Linked DNA regions of Homo sapiens: regions 1 and 3 are each linked to region 2. The links are chromatin contacts, found by Hi-C in ENCODE. All regions are on one chromosome and are shown on one strand. Each heading gives the region's core, a stretch centred on a gene start or an enhancer-like site at or near the end of the contact. The rest is flanking DNA. Distances are from core to core; before and after follow the strand shown.

Region 1 (4,367 bases), core at 1,704-4,203, 2.5 Mb before region 2:
CCACCGCTCCCAGCCGATTGCATAAATGGAAGTAGTAGTAGAGTCATTGGATTGAGCTGGCTCTGTTTCTTGATGTGTTTTAGGCAAATCACTAAATCACCATGGGCCTTAACTTCTTCAGCTGTGTAAGGGAGGAATTAGATGAATTTTTTTTTTTTTTTTTTTTGAGATGGAGTCTCGCTCTGTCACCAGGCTGGAGTGCAGTGGTATGATCTTGGCTCTGCAACCTCCGCCTCCCAGGTTCAGACAACTCTCCTGCCTCAGCCACCCAAGTAGCTGGGACTACAGGTGTGCGCCAACATGCCCAGCTAATTTTCGTATTTTTAATAGAGACAGGGTTTCATGTTGGCCAGGATGGTCTTGACCTCGTGATCCGCCTGCCTCGGCCTCCCAACATGCTGGGATTGCAAGTGTATGCCACCGCACCTGGCCAAATTAGATTAGTTCTAAACACATCTAGCTGTTAAGTTTTTCAGTTTTAAGTGGAATTTTGTTGTGTAAAATTTAAAAGAGAAAATGGGCTTTAGCTCTTCAAAAAGCACACATGGGTTATATTTATATCATAAAGGTTTATCAGATACCTATAGAGTTCCTTTAAAGATACCTTGGTTAAATCTGCCACATTCTGATTTTGGTAGAAGTTATGATAGAATTATTCTGAGTTACCAATTTATGTAAAATTTTTAAGTAAATGTGAAAACTTACCAGTTAAACTGAGTGGATGTAGTGGTATATCTCTTTTTTTTTTTTTTTTTTGAGACACAGTCTTGCTCTGTTGCCCAGGCTAGAGTGCAATGGCGTGATCTCAGCTTACTGCAACCTCCACCTCTCTTGTTCAAGCGATTCTCCTGCCTCAACCTCCCAAGTAGCTGGGATTACAGGATTCCATCACCACTCTCAGCTAGTTTTTGTACTTTTTGTAGTAGAGATGGGGTTTCACCATGTTGGCCAGGCTGGTCTTGAACTCCTGACCTCAGGTGATCCGCCCACCTCAGCCTCCCAAGGTGCTGGGATTACAGGTGTCAGCCTCCACGCCCAGCTGTATATCATTTCAAAGCTACAAGGGAGCACTTTACCCTTGGATGAAAAAAAAAATGTTTATAAAGTTGAATTACAAAACAGACATTAAGAGTTTTAGAGCAAAATAAATACGCAGACTTACGGGTGAGACCATAACAATAATAGTCTGGGGAAATATCTCCAACAATGGCCATATACTGCATTACAGCCATTACAACTTTCCAATACCACTTAGGCTTAAGGGTCATTGGGAAAGCCCTTTGTTGATGTTTGTAGCGAGAAATACTATGAGCTAGTTTTGCTTATTTGGGCCAGACCTGTTCTGGGTGTTCAAAAGACATACTTGTCAGCATAAAGCAAATCATTGATTCCCCTTCTTGTTAAAATGTAGTGGAAAGGCTCTGAAGCCCAGTGAAGTGTGGTACCTTCAAAGAAAGTACATATAAAGCTCCTAGAACTTTATTTAATTGTGCTTGCACTTTGCTTTTTCCTTGGATGTGTCACTCCAATAAATACAAGACGTGCTACATTTTCTTTTGTGCAGAGCTTTCTGCCTTCATGTGGAGAGAGGATCATGTATCTAAGGGTAGAGGAGCTCTGAAGAGGACATAGCAACTGAAAAGTGCGACCACCCTTAGGAGGAGGTCAATATTTTAGCTAAGAACCATGAATGAAAGACTATTGCTGTCTGGGTGAGGTGGCTCCCACCTGTAATCCCAGCACTTTGGGAGGCTGAGGCAGGCAGATCACCTGAGGTCAGGAGCTTGAGACCAGCCTGGCCAACATGGTGAAACCCTGACTGAAAATACAAAAATTAAGCCGGGAATGGCAGCATACACCTGTAATCCCAGCTACTTACGAGGCTGAGGCACGAAGAATCACCCGAGCCTGGGGGACGGAGGTTGCAATGAGCTGAGATCCTACCACTGCACTCCAGCCTGAGCAACCGAGTGAGGCTGTCTCAAAAAAAAAAGAAAAAAAAAGATTCCTGAGCGGTAAATTTCGCTAACTGAAAGAACCCTTTACCAATTTGACCCTACCTGTTGAAAATACAGAATAATTTTTTGTCTTCAATGTTGGAGATTCGTCATTGTTCTTACCCAAAGAAAGACTTTGTGCATTTAGACGTAAAATGTTACTGATCACTGTTCCTAGCTCTAAATGAAGTTTGCCTAGACTGAGCCACAGAAGCCTCCTACTACATGATGTATATACCCTGTACAAGATAATAGTCATTTGCAGAAAATAAGTTTTACATTTGGCCTTCTGGCCATCTGATATTTGAGTGCCTTGAAAGGGGAAACAATTCTTCCCTTGAGGAAGAAGTGCTCCCATACTCTTGCATTCTTAGCAGTAGGGTCAATGTCTTACAGGAATATAAAAGTCCTTGAAGAGACATCTGTTAAGTGTGAAATAGAGCTACATGGCAATAAAAGAAGACACAGCACGAAGTAATGGCCTGATTGAGGTCAACTTCGAACATGAGGTTTGAGGTGTCCTATAGCAATAAAGTATCTTCAAAGTTGTTTATGATAGTAAAAACATCTTGCAGTTTAATTCCATGTGCAATTTGCTAAATGAGCGTGAAAGTATAGCCATACATACATAACACTCAACAATACAATCATGAAAGTCGGCTGCAGGCCGGGCGCGGTGGCTCACGCCTGTAATCCCAGCCCTTTGGGAGGCCAAGGCGGGCGGATAACCTGAGGTCAGGAGTTCGAGACCAGCCAACATGGAGAATCGCTTGAACCCGGGCGGCGGAGATTGCAGTGATCCCAGAATCCGAGATGGGGACTGTACTCCAGCCTGGGCAACAGAACAGACTCTGCTAAAAAAAAAAAAAAAAAAAAAAGTCGGCTGCAGACGGCGAAAGTGATCTCGGAACCTTTATGTTGGGGATCTTTTTTCGGGAGGGACCGGAAAAGAGGTGGGATCGTTTGTCGCGATGTGGAGTGGCCGTAAGCTGGGCTCCTCCGGGGGTTGGTTTTTAAGAGTGCTGGGGCCTGGAGGCTGTAATACAAAAGCTGCGCGTCCCTTAATTTCCTCGGCGGGTGAGTGTGTGTGCGGAGGTCCTTCGCATGCAGTCAATTGCGAGCGCTGGCGTCTCTGCGCATGCGCCGGGGGTGGGGCGGTGGGTTGTCTCTGGACCTCGCGAGGGGTCAGCGCGAAACCTAAGGCTTGGTCCTGGCCCCATCTCTCTCCATTGTAAACCTCGCATAGTCCCGTTGGCGGACGCCGGGGAAAAGAGCTCAGGACCAGTGGTCCTGTCTGGAAAAGCGCAGGCCGCGGGTCTCTTGTGGCTGAGCTCCTTGCCCCAGGAGCCGGCGACCCGCTCTGCGTGTGCTGCAGTCTGAAGGTCATGCATCTTTCCTTTGCCGGGGCAGGAATAACTCACGCCTCGTAGTTATGCATAGCTTTGTATCTGTGTTTTGTTTGCACAAAGCTTGCTGTTTTTTTCAGAAAGAATTTAAGGCAGCTGTATTACTTTTTGATTAATAGGTTAATCCAACAGACTGCATTTGCAAATGAGATCAAGAAAATAATGCACTGCTCAGTGCTTGTAGACAGCAGTCTGATTTTCGAACTCTCAGTATTAAGTAGAAACTTAAGCTCATCTTTCACATGGAACTCTTAACAAATACTGTATGCCAGACACTGGTATGAGCACTGGGAATTTAAAAATGAATGACACCGCAAGGATCTCTTTAAAAATGTTAGGATAAACCTAAGATCAGGATATAATGAACAAAAAAATGGGGAATCTAACCGCCCATTAATAAAGGTTATTAGTTGGTACTATCATACAGTGAAAAATAGTACAGCCAATAAAAATGATTTAAATCTATTTGTACCCACATGGAAAAGTAGTAAGATATAGTGTTAAGAAAGTAAAGTTTCATTGTTTCCTGGAAGGAGCCAAAAAAAAAAAAAAGTTACAAATCAGTATGTATAGTGAACTTGGAGTTACAGGTGGAGATATATAGAGAAATTTTGCAGTGATTGCCTGTGGTAGAGTAGGTGATTTTCTATCATTTTATCCTTTATATACTTTTCTTTTTCTGAACTTTTTTTAGTAAACATGTGTCTTTTATAATCAAAAATTTAGAAAAGATATAATAAACCTAGTTCCAATTTTTGAGGGGTGAACATAGAAGGAGCATTTAATCCATATTTGGGATCAAGGAAACTTCTTGAATGGGATATTTAGAGAAATCTTGAAGGAGGTGGCCAGTTTTAGAAGCAGTTGGTCGAGACAGGCAGCTCACTTGAGGTCAAGTGTTCGAGACCAGCCTGGCCAACATGGTGAAACCCTATCTACTAAAAATACAAAATTAGCTGGGCGT
Region 2 (4,864 bases), core at 391-2,890:
TTATTTCATATTGTAATCCCTACTGTCCTGACAGTCACTTCTAACATTACTTTTTCATACTGCCCGAAGTTCGGTGGAATTTCTATGAAAATGAGATTTTCACTTTTAAAATATTTTAACAGGCAGTGAGTCGAATTGCTACCATGATTAAAGCACATAGACATAATGAGGCAGATTAAAATTTCTTAGCACCCATAGAAATAGAAATACCGTGCCTAAAAAGCCCTGAATCACAAGCATGCTTAAAAGTATCAAAGATAGAAATCTTGGAGCAGCCTGCCACCTTCAGGATAACTTCCCAGTTAATGCTATCTGAGATCACTGATTTCAGCTTCTATAAATTCCAAATACCAATCCCTGTAAAAATGTTCAGTATAATTAAATAAAGGGCATTTAAATTAGAGTGGCTGAAGCCGTCTTCCTTGCAGTGCTTTTGCTCTGATTAAGCATTATACTTAATGATTACATTAGTTTTCTTTTTAAAAAACTTTCCCTTTCTTCATTTTGGTTCTTTGATTCTTGTTTTATTATTATTATTCTATTCGATTATCTTTACATCAATATTTTCTTACTTTAAGCTGGTTAAAAACATCCACTCTACTTCATTTTGCTAAGCAGAGATCAGAACACTAAAAATAGATTTTGCAGCCACAGTAAGAGAAATACTGTAACTTCCTTCCTACTGCTTCCTTCCTGGTGGGTTTTATTTTAGATTAATAACAATATTTCTAAAGGGTCTTAAATAAAAGCAGCACTACAGTAACCCATTCAGGAAATGGAGAGAGACGGAGAAGGTGAATGTAACACTCGTTTTTTTGTTTGTTTGTTTTTTTTTTCTGACGTCTTATTGTCTGTTCCTTTCATTAAATTACACAGAGGCTTAAAAAGAATGAAGAAGGCAAGAGAGAAGAGAAATAGGAGAGGGAATGACTCAGCATTTAGTAGCATGGAGAAGTAAATTAGTAGCAAAAATAAGATAAGGGAAAGTATAACTAAAATCGATACCATTAGGTCAAATGAGAACGGGATGTAAAAAATAATGGAAAAAGAATACAGTGGCTTGAAAATGCATCAGGCGGGGGGACAGGAAAATAAGAGGCATTTAAATGAGAGCGGCTGAGAACAAATACTCATCGAAAGGGAACATCCTTTCATTATTTTCCTTTCACAAAAGCAGGAAAGGGCAACTTGAGAGCCCAGTTTGACCCTGGTTCAGTAAGTTCCATTTTTATCGGCTAACTCTTTGGTGGCATTGCCCTGTGAAACAACTTCAAGGTCAACTTCCTTACGACTTTGATTTTCAGCTCTTCACTGAAACTTTGGAATCACGTGGAGTCTTATCCAATGCTGGGCCTCACTCCACAAGAATTAAATCAGAAAGTCTGGGGTAGGGCCCGGCACAGAACTTTACAGAGCTTCCCGGGTGACTCCCTCGGAGTTCCAGCGTTAAAAGCAACCGTGGGTCTGGGGACTTAAGCCCCGCCACCTCCCGCCGGAAGCGGCCCTCGTGGGAGCCGTCACTCGCCCCGAAGGGAGGGGCTCCCTTTTAAATGCCCTGGGCAGAGAAGCGGTGTGTGGCCTCCCGAGCGCTAGGGGGCGACGGGCACGCATTTAAGCGCCCGCGGCGGGGCTTCCCCTCACTTGTGCGCATGCTCCGGGTGTCCCGGAGTTGTCCTGCGCCGGTGTTCCCACGTGCGGCCTGAACCTGAGCGCATAATGTTATGAGGAGATGGGAGCACTAGTGATTCGCGGTATCAGGAATTTCAACCTAGAGAACCGAGCGGAACGGGAAATCAGCAAGATGAAGCCCTCTGTCGCTCCCAGACACCCCTCTACCAACAGCCTCCTGCGAGAGCAGATTAGTCGTGAGTGGTGCGAGGGCGTTTCGGGGCCCGGGGGCGCGGAGTCCCTGTGCTGCCCGGCTGTCCCTAGCGTGGGTCCGGAGGCCGAGGGATCGGCGTCAGCCTGCTCGGCCGCAGCCGCTCGGGTTGGCGGAGCGTTGGAAGGGGGAGCCGCCAGGCCGGTGACATTGAGACTGTCCTCCGCGCCCGCGGTGAGGTCGGCGGCCCCGCCTACTTCCGAGACCCAGAGGCAGCAGCCAGTGCTCCCGCTAACCAGGCCCTCGCCGGCTGCTGTCACGGACTTGATACAGGGAATCAAAATCCGAGAGGGTCACAGAGCTTTCTCTAGGGGTCTTCACTGGACGATGGACGCAGAGCCTGACCTGGAATTTTGATTTCCATCTAAAGTATTTTCCTAACAGTCCAAATGATTATGTTTATTTTTTAAAAAAATTAAAGTGGTTAGGCCGGGCGCGGTAGCTCAAGCCTGTAATCTCAGCACTTTGGGAGGCCGAGGCGGGCAGATCACCTGAGGTCAGGAGTTCGAGACCAGCCTGGCCAACATGGCTAAACCCCGTCTCTACAAACAATGCAAAAATTAGCCGGGCGTGGTGGCGCGCCTGTAGCCTCAGCTTGTCGGGAGGCTGAGGTGGGAGAATCTCTCGAACCCGGGAGGCGGAGGTTGCAGGGAGCCGAGATCGCGCGACTGCACTCCAGTCTGGGCAACAGAGCGAGACTCCGACTCAAAAAAGAAAATAAAAGAAAGCGTTTGTGTTAAGCGTTTAGGATATTACAGGAAATTTTCCTTGATTTTAATATTGTGACTTTTTTCCTTTCCTTAGTCTATCCAGAAGTTAAAGGAGAGATTGCTCGTAAAGATGAAAAGCTGCTGTCGTTTCTAAAAGATGTGTATGTTGATTCCAAAGATCCTGTGTCTTCCTTGCAGGTAAATGTGTGTTTAATTAAGTGAATACACAATTTACTTATTTTGGGGCTTCAGGAAAATGATTAAGTGTGGCAAGTAGTAAAAAGAGTGCTCTGCAAGTGTGTGTTGTGATCAATCTACACGCCTTGGCAAAGTTTAAGCACACTGGTGTAAGACAGCAAGACACTTATGCCTTGGTTCACTGGATATTTACCAGAATTCTAAAATAACTTGTGGAAGTATTGATACAAGCAACTGTGTGAATTATTTCATAGTATTTCAGAATTTGTAGGATTTGGTAAGGCATTACTTCCAGTGGTTGTCATTTGAGTGACAAAAGCAGAGCTTTAATATTATTTTCTCATTCTTCTGTGGATTGAGGTATGTTCTAATCTCAGAGACTCCTTTAGTAAGTGGTGTTGTTGGATTTTGTGGGGTGTTCCTGTTTGTTTTTTTAAGGATGTATTCAGATAGGATATTTAAAATTAGAAGGATCAAAGAATACATTAGGAATGGGAACCTATGTGTAAATCCATATTCTGTATTATGTAAGTCCTGGGCACAAGTGCTTTGTATATAGTGATGAACAAAACTAGTCCTTATTTTCACAGGGCCTATGATGTTGTGAAGGACACAGCCATTAAACAAATGAGCAACAATGTGACCATAATTATGGGAAAAGTACGTGCACTGCTGAGTATATTGGAGGGACCTCTTTGAAATGGGAGGATCAAGGATGGTTTCTGAGGAAGTGATAGTTATGTTCAGGCCTGAGGAGGGATCAGTTGGAGTTAACCAGATGAGTTTTTGGGGGCAGGAAGATTCTAGTTAGGGGTAAAGTTTGATTAAAGGCCAAGGAAGTGCCAACAACTTCCAGATTTTTTTTTTCATTCTAAAATATTCTGGTACTGTCCCTCTCTCTCTGGATATTTGCACAGATAGAATTATTAATATAATTTTCACTACAGAGGAGAAATAAAACAAGATTTGTTAATCGCTGCACATAGTAATTGTAGGGTTCAGTTATCACCACATGCTCACATGAAAAAAGTATAGGGTTAATGTCTGTGTTCTTACGTCATTTTAAAATAGGTGTTGAGTAATACTCCCCAAGTATTCTTTCTCTCATGTTACTTAATTATGCATCTGAAAATTCACTCTTGGGAGCAAAAAAAAATTAATGCTTTGTATGTATAAGACTCAGTTATACATATAATGCGTAAAGAGATACGTATATAGTGATATTAAAATTTCATGGGGACATTAGGAAAAGTCTAGATTCCTTAGGGAGAGTGATAATGAAAACTGGAATTGCCTTTTGTTTATGTTCTGTGTCCCTTTTTTTCCTTCGGGCAGTTCATGGTTGTGATGCCTCTAGACATCATTGATACTGTGCCTTTCATATGGCAAATAATTTATTTGTTGTCTGACTTTTTAACATATTTATTCAAAATTCTGTCAAATATTTCAGTCTTTTTGCCTTTTGTGGTAAAGGAATACTGGGCCCACTCTACCATCATATAAACTCTTCTGTATTTTCTTCCAGTAGTTTTATAACTACATTTTATATTAAAATCTTTATCTGGCATTAAATGTGGTCTTTGATGTGTGGAATAGATCAGTTGAACCTCTTTTCAAACAGATGGCTTGTTGTGTAAATATAATTTGTTGAAGAGCCCAGACCTTTCTCCACTTACTTAAAATGCATCTCTAGATACACATATGGGTCTATTTATGGACTCATCAGTTTTACTTATTTTTCTATTTATACACTAGAACCATAGTTTTAATTAATAGAGCTTTATAATGTGTGTTGATATTTCTTATAGTCTTCTCTCATTCTTTTAAAAAGTTTCTGGTCTCTTTTCACACATTAATATTTTTCCAGATGAATTTGAGAATGAAATTGTCAGGTTCTTTAATAAGTCCTATTTGGATTTTGAGTATAATTGAATGGGAATTTATGGATTAATTTGAGGAGAATTAACATTTTAATTATTAAGTCTTTGAGTGGTAAAGGGAACGTTGTTACTGTGATGGGAGCTTTTTTCACTTTAAATTTAAACTGTTTATTGCTGCTACAGTAGTCTTCCCTAAT
Region 3 (4,823 bases), core at 1,388-3,887, 2.6 Mb before region 2:
AGGTTAATATGAAAATATGTCTGACATATACTGTGAAGTGAAAAATTCAAGTCATAGAAGAGAATGTAGACTGTAATCTAAGCTGTGTTATCTTTTAGCATAAAGGTAGTCATATAAAAACATGGTACAAATGCCTGGTGTACGCACAAAGACAGTGCCTAAAACTATATATCAGAAAACAGCAAGCAGAGAAGAGGAAATGGGAGTGTGGGAAGGAGGGGAAGATGAGAAACCAGCAGGTATTACTTTTAAAATAAAGAGTGTATCTTAAAAATATATACTTGATATCTGGTTCAATTTGGTGTTTGATAAAAAGGAGCTGGGCTCGGTGGCTCACACCTTTAATCCCAGAACTTCGGGAGGCCAAGGCAGATGGATTGCTTGAGGTCAGGAGTTCAAGACCAGCCTGGCCAACATGGTGAAACCTTGTCTACTAAAATACAAAAAAAAAAAAAAAATTAGCTATGTGTGGTGGCAAGTGCCTATAATCCCAGCTACTAGGGAGGCTGAGGCAGGAGAATTGCTTGAACCCAGGAGGCAGAGGTTGCAGTGAACTGAGACCATGCCACTGCACTCCAGCCTGGACAACAGAGAGAGAATCCGTCTCAAAAAAAAACAAAAAAAGGAAAAAAATACACTTGATAGAAATATAAGAGGAATATATATAGCCTACAGCTTAACAAAGATTCCCCATATTTCCAAACAGAACATGATGGTAAATTTAAGATATTTAGCATTATTTGGAAAATACATGGTTAGGTAATCTTAAGGTAATCTATATTTTTATTTGATGTTTTGTTATAATGTCATTGTAATAGCACTAAAACATACTTACTGAGTAATATTTAAAAATAATTTCCTTTCTTTGAATAATCCATCAAGTAGTAAATTTTACATTCAATTAAGTGAAAAGGTAAATGAGGAACATCAGAAATAAAATAAAATAGTGTTAGAGAATTTTCCTTAATTTATGCCAAGTTTTGAAACAAAGAATGAAATCTCTGGAGATTTTGGTTATGCTAAGGGTCTATCTAGTGGAAATCAAGATAGCTTTGAATTTTGTCGTTTCCAAGAAAATTTAAGTATTGTATGGTATTTGATAATTTCTAATTTTTTTCTTATGAAGAAAAGAACCTAAATTTCCATAATCTAATTCAATCCCTTTTAAAAAATCAATCATAAACTGGGTTTCCACATATATTTTTTAAAATCTCTTTTACAGTGACACAATTAAGATGCAAATTATTTAGATTTGCTCAAGTTTGCTTGTTCTTGTTCTTCCAAGTTCTAGGTCAAATCCAAAGTTAAAATACATGAAAGCTTTTGATTTATGAAGTAGACAATTTTGCCTTCAAAATTACACCACATGACCTCTTCTTATTTGAGGAATATTTTCTTTTTCCCTAGGGAAAAAAATTATCCTAACCCCAAAATGATAGTGTACCTCTATACCTGTAACAGCAACTGGCATATCTGTGCTCAATTATGTTTGTTAAATGAATGGTCCTTGTTAAGTACGATATAAGCAAATATCAACCTTCTTTGCCAAGTTCTCCACATGTAAATACTGTTAGAAGAGTTTTTAAAGAAAAATTTAGTGTTTGCAATTTTAACTCTCGTATCTTCTGATTTCTACGCCAATGCTCTTATCCTTAAAGCCACATTTGTCCCTTGGCTGAAGAGTTGTGAAAGATCAGGAGACTTTTAGAACCTATCCATAACCAGTGTTGGCATTTGCAATATCCATGATTGAAACAAAATATTTTCAAACCAACTACTTTTACTAAACATGCAATGTGCTGGCCACTTCAACAGATAACCGGGCTTTGAGGAGGTATAGGTGTATTTCAAGAAATGTACTATCTAGCTAGGAAGAGAGAAGGATAGGTAAGACAACAGCAATGGGGGAAAAACCACAATAATATATGACGAATGTTAGATGTGACTTTAAGAGTTCAGGGGGCGGCGGGGGTGTGGGGGCGGAGCCGGGCGCGGTGGCTCAAGCCTGTGATCCCAGCACTTTGGGAGGCCGGGGCGGGCGGATCACAAGGTCAGGAGATCGAGACCATCCTGGCTAACACGGTGAAACCCCGTCTCTACTAAACAAAATACAAAAAATTAGCCGGGCGTGATGGCGGGCGCCTGTAGTCCCAGCTACTCGGGAGGCTAAGGCAGTAGAATGGCGTGAACCCGGTAGGCGGAGGTTGCAGTGAGCCGAGATCTTGCCATTGCACTGCAGCCTGGGCGACAGAGCGAGACTCCGTCTCAAAAAAAAAAAAAAAAAAAAAAGAGTTCAGAGGAGGGTAACGGAGGGAAATCGGAGGCTGTTTCAGAAGGTGCCCAGCAACAAGTGGGACTTAAGCCGGACTCCTGCAACATCCGAGGTGCGCACGCTGGCCCAGGATCCTAACAAATTGCTAGTCGGTGGCTATGAGTCTTAGATTATCAGGGACTCTCCGGGCTCTGCGGACACGCAGAACGCAGGCGCCACGCAAGCCGGCCCCGCCCTTTCACCCCTCCCCGCGCTCCCGGGCCCCGGGCGCGCCGCCTGGAACCCTCCCGGTCCTGGCTGGGGGCGGGCGAACGAGGCCCCACCTCTGCCGGGAGCGGGACGAGCGCGCAGGCGCAGTCTCCCCAGGTTGTAGACGCTGCGGCCCGGCCCGGCGGGGTGAGTTGAGAACGCGGCGCTTTGGTCGCAGCGGCGGTATGGTCGCCGCAGTTTCTCGGTCTTCGCTTCGGCGACCTTGACCCCCTTGTGGGTGGGCGAGGCTGGAAGAGAGGCTCCCCACCCCACTCGGCTTCCTGATCCCTGGGGGCGCCGGGCGGTCACCGAGGGCCGTGTGAGCGCCGCTCTGCCGGCTCCGGGTCCATGCGGCTGCGGGAGAAGCCCTGGGCGTCGGGGCTGGCCTGGGAGGGGCCCGAGTCCCCTGGTGACCTGGGCGCGCGGCGGCCCCACACCTTTCCGTCCGCCTCATCGCGGCGCATTTCTCTTCACATCCTCGGGGTGTGTGTGTGTTGGTGACCGGAGGAAGCCTGTCTAATGACTTTTCTGGAAGCGTCGTGTATTAGGAGCTCCGGGGCCGGACTGCTTGGGTCCGCATCTCCATCCACCGCTTACTGGCTTTGGGACCTCTGCAAGTCACTTCACTTCTCTTTCTCAGTTTCAAGTGTAAAATGCGGAAAATAATAGCAACTTATCTCCTAAGGTGGTTGTGAGGGTTGCGTGGGTTAATATTTGTGAAGTGCTTAGAACTGAGCGTGATACACAGCAAAACCATAAGTGCTGCTCATCTTTTTGAGCTTGGTATATAAAAGGAGATAGTGACCTTTTCTTCTCTTTCCAACCCCCATAAATAATTGCCCAAGAGTAGGAAAAAAGGATTTTTTTTTCTTAAGGATATGGGCTTTTTGCATAGCCTGTTTAAAAACAAAGCTTTCTAAACAACTTAGTTGCACATCCTACTTTAGAGAAAAGACAAGTGTTAAGTGATGGTGACTTGAAAACTGTAAAGTTTATTGTTTGGAAAACCGCATGAGAAAAATGGCCAGAACATATTTGTGCTAAAAAGAGTTAACATAGCAGGCCTTAAGACTGCTATCCTTAGAAAGGACTGCTTGCAATGTTGGTGCTTGTTTGGCATCTGGGAACTTAGATTTTTGGGTTTGTGCTGAACAGTATGTTTTATGCCGAAATTACCAGCTTCTGTAAAAATCCGGGACACCAAGTCTTTAATGGGCTTCCCTGCGCGGAAACTGCTGCATTTTCACTGATGGAGGAAGGATGTGTTTTGTTTGACCCCTCTTGGGAGGGAGACCGCATAAGGAGCCTACACGTGATTCCTCCAGACTCCGCTTGTGTCTTTTTCTATTATGATGAGCCTTTATATCCATACTGCATTGTGTAATAAATGTCAGCCATGAATTCAACTATATGTTGAGTCCCGTGCATCCTATCAAAGCTCTAAATGTGGGGGAGATCACGGAGATCCTCAGCCACAGTTTTGTAAATTTGTATAAAGGTAAGGGATATAAGTGCCGTTTTTTTACGAGGATATATTTCCTAGTGGTACTGGGCTTTTAGTGTAACCATCACCTGAATAATGTACATTGTGTCCATTAAGCAATTTCTCATTCCTCACCCCACTCCCATCCTTCCCAGTCTCCAGTGCCCAGACACAATTTTGATGATAAAAAGTATTGGAAGCTCTAATAATTGGACTTTTAATTTTGCCCTTTTGCCTCAAATGGAAATTGGAAAACTACAGATAAATAATTGCCGAATTCTGGGTTACTGTACCAAATGATTCTGTCTGTTTAGACATTACATATGGCAGAAAAATCATCAGAAATTGCCTCTACATTACCAAGTTAATTTTGAGTCAGTGTTTTTGAAAAAAGGCACAGGTTGCTTACAGTATGTAGGTCAAATGCCTGGTTTTGTTTATTATTTTGCTAGCATTATCTGTGTTAATGCTCATCTTTATCAAGAGCTTATCTGTACCACAGCGAGAAAATATAATCAGTTTCTCATAGGCCATTTTCCCTGTACTTTATTAGTTATACCTATCTCTTTTCAGGACATCAAATTTAAATTGATGGAGGTAGGTTTGCAAATTTGGGGTTAGAAAGATCAAATTTGCCGTCTGCTTATGTCTCTTTTCCCTTATAAAAGACTAGATCAGTTTTTGGTAAGTTAGTTGGGAGTTGGAGGGGTTAGAGGTTTGAGGAAAGTGAAGAAGATTTGAAATGGCTCTGTGGATAGTATGTAAGTTGACCAGAAGGTGAAGTGAATAATAATGGACCTAGTCTGCTTTCTTAAGAGA

The links. Hi-C counts contacts between places; a loop is a spot of excess contacts on that map. Pooled maps may share reads with other maps.
Region 1: a pooled map shows a loop between it and region 2 (4-fold over the local background). The contact joins the promoter of COQ3 here to the promoter of NDUFAF4 in region 2. A Hi-C loop is called at or near these places in 5 of 50 pooled maps.
Region 3: a loop to region 2 is called in a pooled map, with 7 times the contacts of the local background. The contact joins the promoter of USP45 here to the promoter of NDUFAF4 in region 2. A Hi-C loop is called at or near these places in 7 of 50 pooled maps.

Annotation. Positions count from the first base shown.
Region 1 is chr6:99,392,781-99,397,147 of GRCh38, reverse strand. COQ3 (coenzyme Q3, methyltransferase) reads left to right here and starts at 2,953. Exons shown (of 7, transcript NM_017421.4): 1 at 2,953-3,074. The coding sequence starts at 2,969. RefSeq lists an enhancer at 3,058-3,697.
Region 2 is chr6:96,894,667-96,899,530 of GRCh38, reverse strand. It overlaps NDUFAF4 (NADH:ubiquinone oxidoreductase complex assembly factor 4), which reads left to right and starts at 1,640. Exons shown (of 3, transcript NM_014165.4): 1 at 1,640-1,865; 2 at 2,684-2,787. The coding sequence starts at 1,730. It also overlaps a transcript of KLHL32 not described here. RefSeq lists an enhancer at 1,718-1,817.
Region 3 is chr6:99,513,237-99,518,059 of GRCh38, reverse strand. USP45 (ubiquitin specific peptidase 45) reads left to right here and starts at 2,637. Exons shown (of 18, transcript NM_001346022.3): 1 at 2,637-2,668. RefSeq lists silencers at 1,850-2,069, 2,380-2,749, 2,800-2,899 and enhancers at 1,816-2,721, 2,722-3,629.